2 separate regions of the Homo sapiens genome follow, and region 2 is linked to region 1. A link is a loop called in an ENCODE intact Hi-C map of the cell type or tissue named here. Cell type or tissue: Caco-2. All regions are shown on one strand. Each heading gives the region's core, and the rest is flanking DNA. Links, peaks and the distances in the headings are about the cores only. Region 1 has its middle 77 kb from the start of SEC23A-AS1. Region 2 overlaps LOC102723516 (a long non-coding RNA gene).

Region 1 (10,795 bases), core at 1,142-9,141:
TCAATAAATGTAATCCAGCATATAAACAGAACCAAAGACAAAAACCACATGATTATCTCAATACATGCAGAAAAGGCCTTTGACAAAATTCAACAGCCCTTCATGCTAAAAACTCTCAATAAATTAGGTATTGATGGGACATATCTCAAAATAATAAGAGCTATCTATGACAAACCCACACCCAATATCATACTGAATGGGCAAAAACTGGAAGCATTCCCTTTGAAAACTGGCACAAGACAGGGATGCCCTCTCTCACTACTCCTATTCAACATAGTGTTGGAAGTTCTGGCCAGGGCAATTAGGCAGGAGAAGGAAATAAAGGGTATTCAATTAGGAAAAGAGGAAGTCAAATTGTCCCTGTTTGCAGATGACATGATTGTATATCTAGAAAACCCCATTGTCTCAGCCCAAAATCTCCTTAAGCTGATAAGCAGCTTCAGCAAAGTCTCAGGATACAAAATCAATGTACAAAAATCACAAGCTTTCTTATACACCAATAACAGACAAACAGAGAGCCAAATCATGAGTGAACTCCCATTCACTTTTGCTTCAAAGAGAATAGAATACCTAGGAATCCAACTTACAAGGGATGTGAAGGACCTCTTCAAGGAGAACTACAAACCACTGCTCAATGTAATAAAAGAGGATACAAACAAATGGAAGAACATTCCATGCTCATGGGTAGGAAGAATCAATATCGTGAAAATGGCCATACTGCCCAAGGTAATTTATAGATTCAATGCCATCCCCATCAAGCTACCAATGACTTTCTTCACAGAATTGGAAAAAACTACTTTAAAGTTCATATGGAACCAAAAAAGAGCCCGCATTGCCAAGTCAATCCTAAGCCAAAAGAACAAAGCCAGAGGCATCACGCTACCTAACTTCAAACTATACTACACGGCTACAGTAACCAAAACAGCATGGTACTGGTACCAAAACAGAGATATAGATCAATGGAACAGAACAGAGCCCTCAGAAATAATGCCGCATATCTACAGCCATCTGATCTTTGACAAACCTGACAAAAACAAGAACTGGGGAAAGGATTCCCTATTTAATAAATGGTGCTGGGAAACCTGGCTAGCCATATGTAGAAAGCTGAAAGCTGAAACTGGATCCCTTCCTTACACCTTATACAAAAATTAATTCAAGATGGATTAAAGACTTAAATGTTAGACCTAAAACCATAAAAACCCTAGAAGAAAACCTAGGCATTACCATTCAGTACATAGGCATGGGCAAGGACTTCATGTCTAAAACACCAAAAGCAATGGCAACAAAAGCCAAAATTGACAAATGGGATCTAATTAAACTAAAGAGCTTCTGCACAGAAAAAGAAACTACCATCAGAGTGAACAGGCAACCTACAAAATGGGAGAAAATTTTCGCAACCTACTCATCTGACAAAGGGCTAATATCCAGAATCTACAATGAACTCAAACAAATTTACAAGAAAAAACAACCCCATCAAAAAGTGGGCAAAGGATATGAACAGACACTTCTCAAAAGAAGACATTTATGCAGCCAAAAAACACATGAAAACATGCTCATCATCACTGGCCATCAGAGAAATGCAAATCAAAACCATAATGAGATACCATCTCACACCAGTTAGAATGGCAATCATTAAAAAGTCAGGAAACAACAGGTGCTGGAGAGGATGTGGAGAAATAGCAACACTTTTACACTGTTGGTGGGACTGTAAACTAGTTCAACCATTGTGGAAGTCAGTGTGGCGATTCCTCAGGGATCTAGAACCAGAAATACCATTTGACCCAGCCATCCCATTACTGGGTATATACCCAAAGGATTATAAATCATGCTGCTATAAAGACACATGCACACGTATGTTTATTGCAGCACTATTCACAATACCAAAGACTTGGAACCAACCCAAATGTCCAACAACGATAGACTGATTAAGAAAATTTGGCACATATACACCATGGAATACTATGCGGCCATAAAAAATGAAGAGTTCATGTCCTTTGTAGGGACATGGATGAAATTGGAAACCATCATTCTCAGCAAACCATTGCAAGGACAAAAAACCAAATACCGCATGTTCTCACTCATAGGTGGGAATTGAACAGTGAGAACACATGGACACAGGAAGGGGAACATCACACTCCGGGGACTGTTGTGGGGTGGGGGGAGGGGGGAAGAATAGCATTAGGAGATATACCTAATGCTAAATGACGAGTTAATGGGTGCAGCACACCAACATGGCACATGTATACATATGTAACAAACCTACACGTTGTGCACATGTACCCTAAAACTTAAAGTATAATAATAATAAAATTTAAAAAATATATTTAAAAAAAAAGACAGATTACCACGGAGAAAAGTAGATGAGGTGGTGCATGTTTCCACCTAGCACAGGACCTAGCCATTGTTAAACAGGGTTTTGTCTATGGCTTATAGTGACCTTTAAGTCTATTAGATAAAAGTGACCCGAAATCAGTCTGCTAGAGTCTTTACCATTAGTTGGGGAGGCTGGAAGAGAGTATAATTAGTCTACTTAATTATCATTATTCTTACTAAGGAAACTTTTTCCTATCAAGTCATTTCATAGGTTCAGCAACCAGTCTATGGATTAGGTGCCCTTAGGAAACTTGATCCCACCCCTTTGCTTAAGGAAGAGACGGAGGCTGGCTCCTTAGTCCAGCAGAGAGATGCAAGCAGGAGGATGTGGACATGCTGATTGACATGACTAGTATACTAATGTTAAGAATTAGGGTTTTCTACTCTGTACAGATAACTTTAGACTTTATTAATTAACAGATCTTATCTGCTATGGGAACAGATCCAAATTTAACATACAGCATAGCTACATTATAATTAAACACATTTTGTGATCACATCCTTCTTAATAAATAAAAGTAAGCTCTGGACATGTTTAAACATGTTTCTATTTGACAATCACAGCTTCAGTAATCTATTTAATAATAAGAAATCCCCGAATCACTCCACAGAGCTATTATTTTGTGGAAGGTCCTGCAGAAAGGGGAGGATTTTTAACCCAGTTAGTTTCCTTCAACAGATACAGGCAGATTCTTAAGTGTTACAGATAGCTAATGATACCAACTTAAAACCAAAAGGGGCAGATGGGGAAGCAGATGTAGCTGTCACCGTATATATAGGCTGAGTACGCACAGCAGGTGCACTGAATGTTCTTGCCAAAGAACCTGCAATAATAAAACATTAGCTCCCTGAAACCATGCTGGACTTTAGACTCCAAATGGAAAATAATCATTAGAGTCATTTACAACAAGCCATGTCAGAAGTGTGTATGGCACTCAATAAGTAAATATAATTTAAAAGGCCCAATGTAAATATGCAAGAAGATAAGAAGAGTCACCACATAACAAACACAAAAATAGAAGTCTGTTGGTCCAAAGTCTGCTCAGAGACTGTCACATTTACTTCTCTAACTCCAGGCAGAGTGATGTCTATCTATACTGTAATAGTTAGCTAATCAATTAACAAACATACCTAATTAAGAACATTGCATAACATGCCTTGGCAATGTATTTTATGGTCCTAAAAAGTAGGAGATATCTTCCTTAAAATAATTAAAGACCTTTTTTTTTTTTGAGATGGAGTCTCACTCTGTTGCCCAGGCTAGAGTGCAGTGGTACGATCTCGACTAACTGCAACCTCTGTCTCCCGGGTTCAAGCAATTCTCCTGCCTCAGCCTCCTGAGGATCCGGGATTACAGGCATGCGCCACCACACCCAGCTAATTTTTGTATTTTTGGTAGAGACAGGGTTTCACCACGTTGGCCAGGCTGGTCTCGAACTCCTGACCTCAAACGATCCACCCTCCTCGGCCTCCCAAAGTGCTAGGATTACACTTTGGGAGTAAACTGAGCCACCATGCCTGGCCAAAAGACAATTATTAATCAAGCCATTTCACAATTTATTACTTAGAATCTTATTTTCTCAACATCCCTATTAAATTAAGAACCTAACTCTGGGTTTTCATCAAAACCCTGAATTCAATGATAACATTCTCTTCAGTTACATGATCTTGTACTACCATTAATATTTCAGCAACCTGATGGCCTTTTTAATAGAAATACTCCTTGCTGAAAAAGATATACTTGATAAATCAATAGGCTTAATGTTCTCATTAAAAATAGAATTTTAGAATTAAACATTGCAGGAGACCATACAGGATGGCATAATCTGTGCTCGACAAAGAAGGATTGTGTCTGACTGTGCTCCCTAACTACCTTATTAGTATTTAGTAAATAATTAAAGAAGAGCAATTTCATCTATTCTCATAACTTCAGCTATTATTCCATGCTATGGCTCCCAAAACTGAGTCTCCTGAGTCCAAAATGCACATTTCCAAGTGACTGCTGGACTTCTTCCTATGGGAATCCCAAAACATGACAACGCTGCTCTTAGCTGACATTGCCATTTACATTGTGGTCTGCCTGCCACAGCAGCAGCACTGATATCACCTGAGAGCTTGTTAGAATGCAACGCCTCAGACCTACTCGATGGAAATCTGCATTTTATCATTATTCCTTGAGGATTCATGTTCAAGTTTGAGAAGCACTGCTCTGTGATTCTTTCATCTCTTCTTTACAAATGTTTTCAAACATGCAGAATACCTAACCTATTAGCATCTCACAAGGATTTGATAAAGATTAATTTTTAAACCTCTGCAGATTTACTTTTAAATTGCCTTGAAGAAAAGGCTCTAAGCCACTAAATAAAGTGAAATGTGATCCTTCCTTATTGGAGGTTCTTTATTCAGTATACTTATCACTTCAAAGTGACATCTTTACTGCTACTCATAAGTAATCTTCAGATTTGTTATTCTTAGAAAAAGTTCTAATCTCTACAAAAATTGTTGATTTTGTCAATTTTCCTATTTTGCCAAAACAAACAGTGCCGTCCCCAGAACAGGTTAAATGTACACACAGGATCATTCTGTGGATGCTTCACCCTGTACCCTGTTAAGGCAGTTGAGCAAGATCTTGACCAGAAGAGAAAACAGCAGCTTCCCCAGCACAGCAGGCCACACTTTCCACAGGAAACAGACTCATAACACCAAGCTCTACAATGTACTTTTCTTCACTTAAATACACAGTTATTGCAGTTGGAAAATATACAGTTCTGTGGAGAGTGTGTCCACGATGTCCTGCTTGGGAGCATTCTTCTAATTGGCAAACACCTGCTACATAACTGTCTACCCACTTTCTTTTAATGACAGTATCAAAGACTGCCAGATGGCCTTTTAGGTGAAAGCTAATAGCCCCTCAGATTGTGTTATTGTGTAAAATGGAGTTAAGTATTTCCCCATAAAATTCTGGTCAAAGTTGACTTTGGTATGTCATATACAAATCCTTCCTAACTCAGCAACATTCTTTTCTCTAAAGGTAAAAGTCACTCACAGCATTCAGCAACTTACAGCTGTGTTGTTTGACTTATCACTGAAGGTATTTTACAGAGGTCAGGTGACCAACAGTGATATTGTGAAGGGATCCTTGAATGAATTGGGTAAAGAGATAGGACTTAACAATTTCAATTGACCCTTTTAACTCCGAAAGTCCAGTTTCCCAAACTGTATTCATGAGTGGTGAATGTATGATGATTGTTACATCAAGTCTCACTTGAAATTCATTAGAGGAAAAGTAGATGGATCTTGATCATTAAATAACTAAGCAATTATGCTTCTTAATTGGCCTGGGCAAAAAACTTTGAATAATTTTTAAGACTAACATAAAAAAAAAACACATGTATTTTACACTTATCAGAAGAATTGATATTCAATTTTCTTCTTAGCTTTAGAAATGGATTAATACTTTCAAACTATCACTTTTTTGCTTTTATGAACGACTCCATTGATTCGTTTTGCTCATCTCATTAAAATTCTGATTTTAAGCCAGGCACGGTGGCTTGCACATGTAATCCTGGCTATTCAGAAGGCTAAGACAGAAGGATCACTTGAGGCCAGGAGATTGAGACGAGCCTGAGCACTACAGCAAGATCCTGTCTCTAAAAAAAAACAAACAAAAAAACAAAAAAACAGAAAAAGAAAAATTCTGACTTTATCATTATCTCCTTTCCCTTTCTTTCTTTAGATTTATTTGTTCTCCTTTGCTGTTTTCTTGGGTTGAATGCAACATTTACTTCTTTTCAATTCTTTCTCCAGTTGCATTTAAAACAACTTATTTCTGTGTAATAATCCCTTTTCAATACAAATTTTGGCATATTTTTACTGTTCAGTTCTAAACGTATTATGATTTTCATTGAAATTTCTCAACTTATGAGTAAATCAAACCTGATTGATTGGTTTCCTAACGATTTAACAAGGATAGAGCAGTAGGTTTGAATTGTATTATCACCCCATGCCAGCAATTATAAACAAATGCAGTAATAAAATACTCCAACCTGAAAAAACTTTTATTGGTCTACGATCTATACAATTGCTGTAGTTACTCCCTGAGTTTTAATAATGTGTGTGTAACCGTCTGATTAGTACATTTTTATAAGTTATCTTTCAATAAACATTGTGTTCTACATGGAACTTAATTCAGAGAACCCCCAGTTATACAATGTGTCCTGAACATACATGGATACCCTTACATTTAGAAAGTAAGTTAGTAACAATTTTTGAATAATTTCCCCTCTCTTAGAGTTGCAGTTTGTGTCTTGAATATCTATGGCACTACATTTTTTTTGAACTGTTTTTTAAAACTAAAGGACTAACCAAAAAAACATATCATTCCATCAGTGGTGCAATTTAAGTTTTTCCCGCTGTGAAGTTTTAGATAAGATTAATCGGAGACCAAAATATTTGCAAACAGTACAAATCAGGCTTGAACAATGTAGAGTAAAATACTGAGCTTTAAAATTGCTCCTTAAAAATTAGTACACAGAAAATGTAGAAAAAGGTAGGCAATAACAAAATGTAAGAAAAGACATATAGAAAAAAAAACCGAGTCTCAAAGAAAAGCAACAGAAGATGCTGGTCAGTATAATCCATAGGTAGGGAAGAAAAAAAAATCAAAAATATTTAGTAATGTAACTTCAGTGTTGCATACCTTAATATTATTCTATTCACTGAATAATAATACATTACGCCTAGAACAGCAGTTGTTTCAATAGATAAACAAAGGAGGAAGAATAAACAGAAGAAAGGAGACTTAATTTCATAAACTATTAAAAAGCAAACAAGAAAAATAGAAACATCTGTAAAATAACTTGATAAAATCATCAAGATGAATGCAAGTCAAGCATTTGAAGAGCACAAAAAATACATATGCATGTATACTGGATACATGGGAAATGAAAATAAAAATGTAAAATGGATGTTAGAAAGGAAATAATATACAGCTGGGCGAGATGTCTCATGCCCTGTAATCCTAGCACTTTGGAAGGCCGAGGCAGGAGGATTTCTTGAGGCCAAGAGTTCAAAACCAACCTGGCCAACAAAGGGAGACCTCGTCTCTATTTTTTTTTAATTTAATAAAAGATAAAGAAAGGAAATAATCCTAATTTGTCAGCAGTTTAAAAATAACTGAAAAAATACCATGTTCATTTAAAATAAAAGCAAGTGCAATAAGCCATGGAATTTAATTTGTAGTGGCCAGTAAAGAATGCATTTGCTTTTGACACTATATAGATACCAAATACCACACCTAAATTAATGCTTGGGTACAACTAGAACCCCTCCCCAATACACCTTTTTAACTGTGTCTTTTATACCATTTTTCTAGGAGAGAACTGGGGTATGATCTGATATATAGTATTCAATGTTACCAGGCCAAAGTGTCTGGACTTTATTGGGTGGGCAAAAGGCAATTACTGAATGAGACCTGTATTCAGAAATAGCACTCTTGTTGCAGTGTGTAAAGTGAATTGAAAAGAGGGATAGAGAATAGGAGACTGGAGAAAGTAGGCTAGTTAGGAGGGTATTTCACCAAACCATGTGAGATATAATGAAGGCAGAATAGCAGTAGGATAGAGAACTGGAAACAGATTATGGAAATACTAGAGAGGTTGAATTTGTACAACGTGGTTACCAAAGATGTTGAGGAGAGTAAGAGTTGAAAATGATTCTTTGGTTTCTGGCCTGAACTGGACAACTAAGTACACTCATTAGATGCAGTCTCTGAGTCTGGGGATATGAGAGGGAAGTCTATCAACTGGGGAACTAAATAGAGAAATGTCAGCTCAGTTTTGGAATCTGCCAATAAAAGAATAAATTTATCCTGTTACACCAAAATATCTGTGTACACAGATGATGTCTAAGATCATTTTTAGAGATTATGCCAATAGAGGTAGTAGGTTCAAAAATGAATTCCAAAATAGTTCCGGGTAATATACCAAAGCCTCTCAGTGCTGCTAATAATTTAGCAAATATTCTTTACCTGTCCTGCTGTATTAGTCTGTTTTCACATTGCTATAAAGAACTACCTGAGACTGGATAATTTTTGGAGAAAAGAGGTTTAATCGACTCACAGTTCCACAGGTTTAACAGGAAGCTTGACTGGGAGGCTTCAGGAAACTTACAGTCACGGCAGAAGGTGAAGGGGAAGCAAGCACGTCTTACCATGGCAGAGCAGGAGAGCGAGAGAGCAAAGGGGGAAGTGCCACACACTTTTAAACAATCAGATCTCACGAGAACTCAATATTATGAGAACAGCCAAGGGGGAAATCCGCCCCGACGATCCAGTCACCTCCCACCAGGCCTCTCCTCTAATTTGACATGAGATTTGGGCAGGGACACAAATCCAAACCATATCATCTACGTTCTTTAAAAGGGTGCTGTGGTCTAAATGTTTGATTCCCTCAAAGTTCCTATGTTGAAACCTAATCTCCAGTAGACATTTAAGAGGTGGTGAAACGGGAAAAGTCCCCTTATCCCCCTGGCAGGGTGTACGATGGGGGTGTGGCTGGCTTCCTCAGTTCCCCAATGCTCCAACCTCAAGGAGGAGCACGCAGACAGGCAGGCTGTGGGACTCCGACCCCACAGCAGTGTTCAGGGGTGAATGTTCACAGCTGAAACCCAGCGTGTGTTACAGTACGCTCTTTCACTTTAGGCATCTGTAGGCAGTTTGTGTCAGCTCAATTAGATCTCCTGCCTTATCTCAAGGACAGAGGGCTTTCTGTATCCCAGGGTTTCTTACCTTGGTGTACGGGAAGAATCGGATCCCACGTGGGCTTGGGGAATGGGTGCAAGGTTTTATTGGGTGGAAGTTCTCAGCAGATGGATGGGGAGCCAGAAGGGAGATGGAGTGGGGAGGTGGTTTTCCCCTGGAGTCAGGCAGCTCAGCAGCCCGGGCCCTCCTCCGGCCACCCCAGCCAAACTCTGTGTCGTTCCACTGGTTGGCCTGCCGGTGTCTACTGGAGTCTCCCGGTGTGCTCTTTGCCGGCATGCCCCTCTCGACGTCCTGCTGCTTTTGTGTTCTTCCGCCAATGCATTCCTCTTGATATCCAGCTGCATGTGTTGTGCCCGCTAGGGTCTTGGGGTTCTTAAAAGCACAGGATGGGGGCATGGTGGGCCACAGTGGTCTTGGGAAATGCAACATTTGGGCAGGAAAACAGAAATGCTAGTCTTCACCTAGGTCTGTAGGCACAGGCCTGAGGGTGAAGCCCTAGCCAAGGACCACGCCCTTCCCTTCCTGGCACTTCTCTGCCTCCCTCCCAGATCAGTGGGGCCTTCAGGAAGTGACTAGAGCATGAGGGGTACATCCTCATGAATGGGGTTACTGCTTTTACAAAAGGTGTCTGTGGAAGCTTGTTCACCTCCCTCCCTTTCTCCATGTGAGGACGCATAGAAGGTGCCACCTACAAAGCAGAGAGCCATCACCACACACCAACTCTATGGTGCACCTTGATTGTGGACTTCCCAGCCTCCAGAACTGTGAGAAATAAATTTCCATTGTTTATAAATTACCCAGTCTAGGGTATTTTGTTCTAGCAGCGCAAAAGAACTAAGACAGGGCTAAACATTCAACAGTCTATGTAGGTAGATAATAATTTAGAAATAGACACATTATACACAAAAATGATCCCAGGTGATTGCTTTTAAATGGTGAACTAAAAGGGTATATTTGTTCATCCTTATCCCTAAATTCAGCTGTAACTGATTTAGAAGTAGAGGACAGTTTAGGGCTAAGTACCAAGACAAGAAACAATGGCACAACACTTAAGAACATAACTTAAGAGGCCAAGCACTTAAAGAACATAACTTAAGAGGCCAAGCAAATTAAACAGGTGTCATCATTACAATGTCTTTCCTCAATTCAAAATACGTGAACTTGGCTGGGTGCAGTGGCTCACACCTGTAATCCTAGCACTTTGGGAGGCTAAGGCAGGTGGATCACTTGAGGTCAGGAGTTCAAGACCAGCCTGGCCAATACGGTGAAACCCTATCTCTACTAAAAATACAAAACTTAGCCAGGTGTGGTGGCAGGCGCCTATAATCCCAGCTACTTGGGAGGCTGAGGTAGGAGAATCGCTTGAACCCAGAAGGTGGAGGTTGCAGTGAGCTGAGACTGTGCCACTGCACTCCAGCCTGGGCAACAGAACAAGACTCTGTCTCAAACAACAACAACAACAAAAAACTACATGAACTTCTATCTCCCTTTTTAAAAACACACTAGCCTTACAACAAAAATGAGTAACTATTGGGAGTGATAAAAAATACTCTAAAATTGATTGTGGTGATGTGGTTACATACATAACTTCACGAAAATACTCAAAACTATTAAATTGTGCACTTTAAGTGGGTGAAGTGTATGATGTGTGAATTATATCTT
Region 2 (10,795 bases), core at 1,664-9,663, 62 kb before region 1:
AATGGAAGTACTACAGTTGGTCATGGAAGCTATAAAAACTCTCCCCATGGCTTTGAGAGCTTTGTTTACTGCTCATTGATCGCCATGACAATGCTACCATAAATAACCCCAGATAGATTGCTATGTATAATTACAGAAGACATCCATATGCATGAGTCACCTGTCAGCTCTCCAATCCCATCATTTCCATTACCTGTCAACATGTCATCAAGGACTCTGAGTTTATGACACAAACAAAACTTACTCTCTCAGGAAGTTGAAAATTATGCAACGCTACACAGATTCGTGGTTGAAGAAAACAAAATAAGCAATGCCCACTATTTATGAGGAAAGATGTGTATGCATTTTTCAGAACTGTTCTTTCTCCCACTTCCATAGTGTAAGGATACAGACTCAAAAACAGAAATTCAAATCCACTTTTTACTTGTGGTTGAACAATACCCACTGATTCACTTCACATCAACCTCAAGACGCAAGGCATGAAATTCTCTCTCTGAATCTTTTACAACAGACTACCAAATGGCAACTTACTGTTATGTGGTGCATGTCAGCCACAGCAATTTTTCAGGAAAGGCTTTGGTCACATGGACAGTATTCGTTTTGATGGGTCAGTACGAACAAGAAGACATTTGGACTGAGAAGGCTGGCCAGGTGCAGTGGCTCATGCCAGTAATTGCAACATTTTGGGATGCTGAAGCAGGAGGGTTACTTGAGGTCAGGAGTTTAAGACCAGCCCTGGCAACACAGCAAGATCCCATCTCTCAAAAAAAGAAAAATTTTAGATGGAGGAGGCTGTCAATAATATGAGACCAGAAAGGAATCAGAAGTCAGGAAAGACAGGCCAGCTCCAGGTTAGCAAGCTGAGCACTATGTAATTACTCAAACCCAGGAATGGGAAAAAGAATGAGATTACTAACAGTCAAGAGCCAGGAATCAATTAACCACAATGAGAAAGAGGCAAGAATACAATAATCCATGTAGATAATTCACAGGTAAGAGGAAGCAAGTAGTAGAGGTCCCAGCAAGTAAAAGATGTAAAGCCTGGGGAGACAAGTGAGTCAGTCCAAGGCATCAGTAGTCAAGGCACCATGTTGTAAATGTGACTCTGATACAAGATTTGTCTCATTCAAGGGCCTGTTAGATACTGCCTGCCAAGTCTCAGTGCACAGCTGCAAAGAGATAAGTGGCTTCACCTCTCTCAGAGACAGCTTCTGTTGGTTCTGAAAAAATACGCCAAAAATAAAAGCTCAAATAAGAGTAACTTTGCATTTTCTAATTGATCTAGTAAGTATATATGAATAAGTGTATGAGCCATTTAAACACAGGCTAATAATACACAAAACTGTACCCCTGAGTCTATTTCACTATCCATAGAAAATGACCAATATGGGAAATAATAATAATGATAGTGATAATAGTAAGAACTAACATTGCTATGTGTCAGGCACTTTTTATACAAGAAAATCACAGTAGGAATATTAATGGCTAATTTTATTGAGCACTTTTTAGCCACCAGGCTCTGTTTCTAGGTGCTTTATGTGATTCTTTTATTGCTCCCAATAATTCTCAGTGAGATACTGTTATGTCCATTTTACAAATGAGGCACAGAGGCATTATGCAGTTTTCTCAAGATCACACAGCTGGTGAGTTTGAATTTGAACTCATTTTCCAACCTCAGCAGCCACCATAGGAGGAAGGGCTAACCTGATACCAGACCTTACGATGGATCAAAAGAGAAGGGAAAATAGTTGCTCCATGCTCCAAAATCTTCCTCGTTTTCAATTCTGATTCCATCTAGCAAACAGTCTAAAACTCTCAAATTTCCTCCACCATCATATCCTTCATCTGACATCTGAAGATGCTAAAGGTAGGAAAGTAGCAAGGAACTAACATTTACTAAAAGCCTACTTAGTGCCGGATTCTATGCTCAATACTTTATATATGTGATCTCATCAGCAGACCCTTTGGGGGACCTTCAGAATGTTCAAACTTCCAATCAGGTCCCTCCAGAAATAGGACAGAAGATCAGAGCATCTCTTTACTAGTAGCAATCGTTGCACAAAGTCAGAGGGCAAACAACAAGTCATGTCCACAGGTCACAGCCAGACAGGTGAGTTTCAGAGGGGGATTTAGGTCAGAAATGGAAGGTAAAAACAGGAAGGGAACCTGTGACAGTCTCAATGAACACTACAGAAGAGAAATTCACTGGTGGGTGCCTGAACACTTACATGTTCATGATAGCCCTTGGTCTGAGGTATTCAGAAGAACAGACAAGTTCTTTGAACTTCTGAGGACTGAGCCAAGCTTCGTGTGTGGTGAATGAGTATCAGGCTCACTCAACACTGTCTTTCCAACCACTGACAAATATATGGGGGTAGTAATTCCTTTTCCACAATCAGATACTAAAAAATTGTAACAAACAGGAATATATCAAAAAGAAAATGAGGAATGAATACTCTCTTGGTCATGAGGGCAGAGGATAGTTAAGTGGCTTTCTCCACTTAATCTGTCTGCTCTAACCTCTCTCATGAGGGCATCTCACACATTAAGAAGGGACAAGAAAGCAACCAATTAAACATCTGTCACTACTTTCTTTTTAGTGTTTAATTTGAAACAACTTTCCATTTCCTTCTAAATGAGAGTTGATTATTCAAAGGAAAGCTGGCTGCATTGTACATGACTTTGGCTTGGCCCAGAAAGGCATTAATCAGCCAGTGCATCAACAGTGAAGCCTGCAGTTTCAACAAGATGAAAAAGGAATGTTTTCACAATAGTTCATCAAAGATGTCTGTGCGAGCATTGCACTCACTGACAATAAATTACAAGATTAATGAATATAGCCACCAGGGTGGTGCTCTGATTGTTACCCCCAAGCTGATTTTCTAACACTGCTAACAAAGGAGCCAAAAATCACATAATGAAACTATCATATCTAATGCCTATATGGCAACAGATATTGTCCATCGGTGAATGTGGGAAATGTTTCATGTTTTACTTGAATCTTAATTTTTCAGGTCTTCATTATAAGGGAGGTGACTACCCCAACTGACTTTGTGACATAAATCTATTTAGATCATTAGCTCTCACCCTCCTTAAGGAGCCCAAGTGTTTTTCCACTTCTGCTCCTTTTGCTTAGAAGGCACTTTGGCCAGTATTTATAACCCAAGAGGTACTACACCAAATGGTCATTTCCTTCATGATCATTCACAGCTACTCAAAAAATGTCCCTCTCTCACTTATCTCCCACCACATCCCCTCACGTGCCTTGTCTCCAGACTCATGGAGAAACTCATCTGTCCCCAAATACACCACGCAACTTTGTGCCTTTGATCATCATATTATTCGACTGGGGCTGTCATAACAAAATACCATGGGCTGGGAGGCTTAAACAACAAAAGTTTATTTTCCCACAGTTCTGGAGACAAAAAGTCCAAGATCAACATGCTGAAAAATTTGGTTTCTGATAATGGCTGTCTTCCTGGCTGGCAGATGGCCAGCTTCTCACTGTGTCTTCATATGACCTTTTCTCTGTGCATGCATGGAGGCAGAGAGTTCTGGTGTCTCTTCTTCTTATAAAGATATCAATCTTTTCAGATTATGGCGATTCATAGGCCCTCCTTAAAGGCCTTATCTCCAAATAGTTACATTGGGGGTCAGACCTTCAACATATGAACTTGGGGAAGGTGACACACAATTCAGTTCATAACACTTATGCACTACAACGAGCCCAGAAAGCATTTCTCTCTTCTCCACTGAGAGATGATCCACTGAGGTGTCCAGATTTCATCCAAGCATTCTTTTCCAAGAAGCCTTCCCCAGTCCCAGAATCCCAGTTGGGAATAATCTATTCCTACTGTGGAAATTATTGCATTCTCCTCCATGTTGTTTCTTATTAGTTGCTTATGTGTCTCCCTCCACTAAGTATTATAAGTTTTTTAACAACAAAAACTGTTATATTCATCTTGCATGGCCCACTACACCTAGACAGTCTTCTGTGTCGTGGTCACTCACTCCTATATCTTCTTTGCCTACCTCAGTGATACATAGTAGCCACTCAATAGATGAGAATAAATGAATTCTCTCCCTCTTTCTGCTACTGACATTTCGTCATTTCCCTTCAATGCCTTTTTTCCCTCTTCTTGAACTCTCTGATATAGTTTGATGTGTATCCCAACTCAAAGCTCATATTGAAATGTAACCCCCAATGTTGAAGGTGAGACCTGGTGGGAGGTGATTGGGTCATAAGAGTGGATCCCTCATGGCTTGGTACTGTAGTGATAGTGACTTCTCATGAGATCTGGTCATTTAAAAATACATAGCACTTCCTCCGTCACTGTCTTGCTCCTGCTTTTGCCATATGACGTGCCTGCCCCCTTTTACCTTCTGCCATGATTGTAAGTTTCCTGAAGCTTCCCCAGAAGCCAAGCAGACCTTGGCACCATGCTTCCTATAAAGCTTGCAGAACCATGAGCCAATTAAACTTCTTTTCTCATAAATTAGCCATTCTCAGGTATGTCTTTATAGCAATGTGAGGATGGACTAATACACATTCCCTTTTTCCTTTCCCACAACATGAATTAACATTTTTCAAGCCCCCTAAAAGTAGAGTTTGCTCTCTTCCCTGACTTCATCTCCTGTATTCTTTGCAAACAAACAATGACAGCTTCACCTATGAAGTTGCACTTTTATTCCAGCAATCCCAAAGTGCATCTGCAGCCCAGCCTCCTGTGGAGTTTGACTCCTGTATGCCCAGAGCCTTGCTTGGCATCTCTTGGATGTCCCACAGGCAGCCTGAACACAACAACCCATCTGAGTTTAACTCACCCCATATCAAATTAGCCTCCCAGTTCTGTAGATTAGACAGCCCCAACATTTCCCTTTCTGCTACTTCCTTTATTGAGCCAGGATGCTACTTTCCAGGACAATGATAACAATGATGGTGGGTGTGAGAGTGGGGTCAAAAAGTGGATGATGATGTGATTGGTGGTAGTGATGACAACAATAATAGCAACAACTTAATTATTTTTCCCAATTGCAGGCCTAGGCTCATTTCCACCACTCCCCTACATTCTCTTTTTGATCCCATCATACCAAATCCAATTTCCTCAGTTACATGTTATATTCCCTGCTGTTTCTTTCTATACACTGATCTCTCAGCCAGCAGAATCATCCTCCATCTTCTGCATCCAGTTGATTCTCACTCTTTCTTCAAGACTTAGGGTCAGCCACCACCTACTTTCGGAAGATTTCCAGGCTATCCTTTGTGCTCCAATGGCACAGAAAGCATACCTTTCCCATTACACTTGTGTTGGGATAAAATTTGGAAAGATAAACCAAGGGTTTTCCTTACTGACTGTCCTGATTTTCCTCTTACACAATTGAGACAGTGGTCTCCATTGACCCAGGAAAAAGATCATACACACACACACACACACACACACACACACACACACACCATGAACTATTCATATAAATAGAAATTGAGTATCATATTGTTTTCCTCAGTCACTAACTTGAATTATTCAGAGCACATGAGAACTTGGCTCAACTGTTTAAATATAAAAATATATATTGAGTTATACTAGGTATCATTTTCTTACTTACATTAAGTGAGCAGAGAACATTCTATTTCTTCATGGGTAAATGAAGAAATGAATGAATCTCAACTAAGAGTTATTCTACAGCACTGAGATGTTCTTGAGACTGCCATAGCTGCAGTCAATCTCAAAGTAGGTTTAAAAGCAATAAAATATCGAATAGAGTTGCAAAGTAGTCAGGTTTGGATTACATCCTTCAGACCAAGCCCATTATGTACAAATGATAGTGTGACTGTGAGATCTGCAACTGCCACTGCCATCTCACAGGGCTCCTTGAACAGTTTCATCAACATTGCCAAACACTAAATGATGAGACAGATCACCCTCATCCAGGGCCTGAAATGTTATCAATACTACAATATAGAAATGAGGTTTATCACATTTTAAAGTGGCTGGGTTTAAATGGATAACAGCAGAATACAAAGAGTTCTTTATGTACTCTTAGAAGACATAAGAAACCCTTAACAAATGGGATAAAACACAGCTTCACAAGCAAGAATAAATTTTGATTGAGCAGCTTCTCTCAGTTCAAGGACTGCAGTAGAACTAAGAGCTGAGGTTTGCTGAAAAAATGTCAGTGCAGGCAGACCAGCCCACAGTACTGAGGAATGTGGGAGGGATTAGTTCTATTTGACTAAGATTTCAAGATGACCACTCATCAATGTACACAAACTGCTTGATAAAAATGCTTCTGAAAGAAACTTATTCAATTGTCAAGGTTTTTAGTATGGGTGTAAATTTTATCCATCCCAATTTATTGTGAAAACAACTATTTACTGTCTAATAACTGGGTTTTTTAAATTTAATTCTACAAGTTACATTCAAACTAATGTTTGATTGCATTTAACCTACATTATCTTTCACAGACTGATTTTCTAAGGCAGAAGAAGACTAATAGTCCATGTTGCAAAGATCAACAGACCACAATTGTGATGACTCGAGCAAGCCATAAGATAACCCTTCTCAGAGCAGAGCGTGGAAATGTTCTTGCAGCCCCCATTACATGTGCAAAAAGTAATCATAAGTAATACATCACCTTCCCACACAAAGGGTAAAGAGATCCATATACACATATAACAGAGATAAGTGTAAAACAGCAGGACTAATATTCTTATAAAACTTACAGTAAGTCTCATTGCTTTGTAATTTTAATAAAAATTACCTTGAATTACAAACCATAATACCAAATAACCTTAATTCACATCATGAGGTATAAGTTACCAAGTACTTTCTTTTTTTTTTTTTTTTTTTTTTTGAGATGGAGTTTCGCTCTGTTGCCAAGCTGGAGTGCAATGAAGTGATCTCGGATCACTGCAACCTCCGCCTCCCTGGTTCAAGCAATTCTCCTGCCTTAGCCTCCTGAGTAGCTGGGATTACAGGCATGCGCCACCATGCCTGGCTAATTTTGTATTTTTAGTAGAGACGGGGTTTTGCCATGTTGGTCAGGCTGGTCTCAAACTCCCGACCTCACATGATCCGCCCGCCTCAGCCTCCCAAAGTGCTGAGATCCAAGTAATTTCATATATGTTATCTCATATATGATGTTTATAATATTACCCAAAGGTATCATCTCTAATTTCCGCCAAAGAAACTAAAGTTCAAAAAGGTGAAGTGGCTTGCCCAAGCGGTCATGCAACTGGTAAAGTCTGAGCCAGAGCTTCACCAATAAGTCTTCTAAATTCAGCATTTTTTCCAATGTACCACTGCTACCTCCATGTATCTATGTCTACTCAACTACATCGACATCCTATGAGCCAACTTCTTCAATAAACACTATGTTAAATGCTGGATATTCAAAGATAATCAGGTAAACTCACTCACCCCCCAAAAGCACACAATCTACTGTGAAGAGAGTAACACCATCAGCATTATCAAAAAAAAAAAAAGTAACTTTTAAAAATATTTACCATGTGCCATGCACTGTCCTAAGTTCTTTCCAATCATTATCTCAACTTAGTCCCATATAAACTCTGTGAGTTAGGTAGTAGTAATATCACCATACAGATGAGAAAATTAGGGCAAAAGCCAACTATTACAAATATTGACAAGTAGTAAAAAGAATAGTTCGGGCCAGGCACGGTGGCTCACTCCTGTAATCCCAGCACTTTGGGAGGCCGAAGCGGGTGGATCACTAGAGCTCAGGAGTTCGAGACCAGCCTGGCCAACATGGTGAAACCCCAAGGGTTTCACTAAAATACAAAAATACAAAAATTAGCTGGGTGTGGTGGTGGGAGCCTGTAATCCCAGCTACTCAGGAGGCTGAGGCAGGAGAATCTCTTGAACCAGAAGGCAGAGGTTGCAGTGAGCTGAGATCGAGCCACTGCACTCCAGCCTGGGCGACAGGGTAAGACTTCGTCTAAAAAATAAATAAATAAATAAGTAAATAAATAATAGTTTGGTACAAAAACAGCAATAAAGAAATGTCAACAAAATGGGTACTATTTGAGCTGGGCTGTAAAAGATGCACTGGGCTGTGAAGGATTGAAAGAAAGACGCTTATGGGCAAAAGACAGCATGAAAAAGGTAGCAAGGCTGACCAGAGGTACAAGGAGGAGCTGGTACCATTCCTTCTGAAAGTATTCCAATCAATAGAAAAAGAGGGAATCCTCCCTAACTCATTTTATGAGGCCAGCATCATCCTGATACCAAAGCCTGGCAGAGACACAACAAAAAAAGAGAATTTTAGACCAATATCCCTGATGAACATCGATGCAAAAATCCTCAATAAAATACTGGCAAACCGAATCCAGCAGCACATCAAAAAGCCTATCCACCATGATCAAGTGGGCTTCATCCCTGGGATGCAAGGCTGGTTCAACATACACAAATCAATAAACGTAATCCAGCATATAAACAGAACCAAAGACAAAAACCACATGATTATCTCAATACATGCAGAAAATGCCTTTGACAAAATTCAACAGCCCTTCATACTAAAAACTCTCAATAAATTAGGTAGTGATGGGACGTATCTCAAAATAATAAGAGCTATTTATGACAAACCCACAGCCAATATCATACCGAATGGGCAAAAACTGGAAGCATTCCCTTTGAAAACTGGCACAAGACAGGGATGCCCTCTCTCACCACTCCTATTCAACATAGTGTTGGAAGTTCTGGCCAGGGCAATCAGTCAGGAGAGAGAAATAAAGGGTATTCAATTAGGAAAAGAGGAAGTCAAATTGTCCTTGTTTGCAGATGACATGACTGTATATTTAGAAAACCCCATTGTCTCAGCCCAAAATCTCCTTCAGTTGATAAGCAACTTCAGCAATCTCAGGATACAAAATCAACGTGCAAAAATCACAAGCATTCTTATACACCAATAACAGACAAACAGAGAGCCAAATCATGAGTGAACTCCCATTCACAATTGCTTCAAAGAGAATAAAATACCTAGGAATCCAACTTACAAGGGATGTGAAGGACCTCTTCAAGGAGAACTACAAACCACTGCTCAATGTAATAAAAGAGGATACAAACAAATGGAAGAACATTCCATGCTCATGGGTAAGAAGAATCAATATCATGAAAATGGCCATACTGCCCAAAGTAATTTATAGATTCAATGCCATCCCCATCAAGGTACCAATGACTTTCTTCACAGAATTGGAAAAAACTACTTTAAAGTTCATATGGAACCAAAAAAGAGCCCACATTGCCAAGACAATCCTAAGCCAAAAGAACAAAGCTGGAGGCATCACACTACCTGACTTCAAACTATACTACAAGGCTACAGTAACCAAAACAGCATGGTATTGGTACCAAAACAGAGATATAGACCAATGGAACAGAACAGAGCCCTCAGAAATAATACCACACATCTACAACCATCTGATCTTTGACAAACCTGAGAAAAACAAGCAACGGGGAAAGGCTTCCCTATTTAATAAATGGTGCTGGGAAAACTGGCTAGCCCTATGTAAAAAACTGAAACTGGACCCCTTCCCTACACCTTATACAAAAATCAACTCAAGATGCATTAAAGATTTAAACATAAGACCTAAAACCATAAAAACCCTAGAAGAAAACCTAGGCAATACCATTCAGGACATAAGCACGGGCAAGGACTTCATGTCTAAAACACCAAAAGCAATGGCAACAAAAGCCAAAATTGACAAATGGGATCTAATTAAACTAAAGAGCTTCTGCACAGAAAAAGAAACTACCATCAGAGTGAACAGGCAACCTAGAGAATGGGAGAAAATTTTTGCAATCTACTCATCTGACAAAGGGCTAATATCCAGAATCTACAAAGAACTCAAACAAATTTACAGGAAAAAAACAACCCCATCAACAAGTGGGCAAAGGATATGAACAGACACTTCTCAAAAGAAGATATTTATGCAGTCAATAGACACATGAAAAAATGTTCATCATCACTGGCCATCAGAGAAATGCAAATCAAAACCACAATGAGATACCATCTCACACCAGTTAGAATGGCAATCATTAAAAAGTCAGGAAACAACAGGTGCTGGAGAGGATGTGGAGAAATAGGAACACTTCTACACTGTTGGTGGGACTGTAAACTAGTTGAACCATTGTGGAAGACAGTGTGGTGATTCCTCAGGGATCTAGAACTAGAAATACCATTTGACCCAGCCATCCCATTACTGGGTATATACCCAGAGGATTATAAATCATGCTGCTATAAAGGCACATGCACATGTATGTTTATTGCAGCACTATTCACAATAGCAAAGACTTGGAACCAACCCAAATGTCCAACAACAATAGACTGGATTAAGAAAATGTGGCACATATACACCATGGAATACTATGCAGCCATAAAAAATGATGAGTTCATGTCCTTTGTAGGGACATGTATGAAACTGGAAACCATCATTCTCAGCAAACTATCGCAAGAACAAAAAAACAAACATCGCATGTTCTCACTCATAGGTGGGAACTGAACAATGAGAACACATGGACACAGGAAGGGGAACATCACACACCGGGGCCTGTTGTGGGGTGGGGGGAGTGGGGAGGGAAAGCATTAGGAGATATACCTAATGTAAATGAGGAGTTAATGGGTGCAGCACACCAACATGGCACATGTATACATATGTAACAAACCTGCACGTTGTGCACATGTACCCTGAACTTAAAGTATAATAAAATAAAATAAAATAAAAATAAAAAGGTAGCAAGGCTGAAGAGCTACACTGCCTCCTCAAACATGTGATGTGCTCTTT

What was found. A loop is a pair of places that touch in the nucleus more often than their neighbours do. Peaks named below come from ENCODE experiments on the same cell type or tissue, not always from the same donor. Only the 100,000 strongest peaks of a DNase experiment are listed, where the experiment ranks them.
Region 2: a loop joins it to region 1, with 3 times the contacts of the local background. A loop is called at or near these places in 2 of 110 quality-filtered maps.

What each region holds. Positions count from the first base shown.
Region 1 is chr14:39,021,018-39,031,812 of GRCh38, forward strand. No RefSeq gene overlaps it. Among named protein-coding and RNA genes, the nearest start is that of SEC23A-AS1, 77 kb to the right of the region's middle. RefSeq lists a silencer at 5,268-5,562. In Caco-2, for the core only: no CTCF peak of the experiment used is centred there; DNase peaks (open chromatin) are centred at 3,184 and 5,034.
Region 2 is chr14:38,958,625-38,969,419 of GRCh38, forward strand. All of the region lies in intron 2 of LOC102723516 (a long non-coding RNA gene), which reads left to right. Among named protein-coding and RNA genes, the nearest start is that of LINC00639, 47 kb to the left of the region's middle. In Caco-2, for the core only: no CTCF peak of the experiment used is centred there; a DNase peak (open chromatin) is centred at 6,187.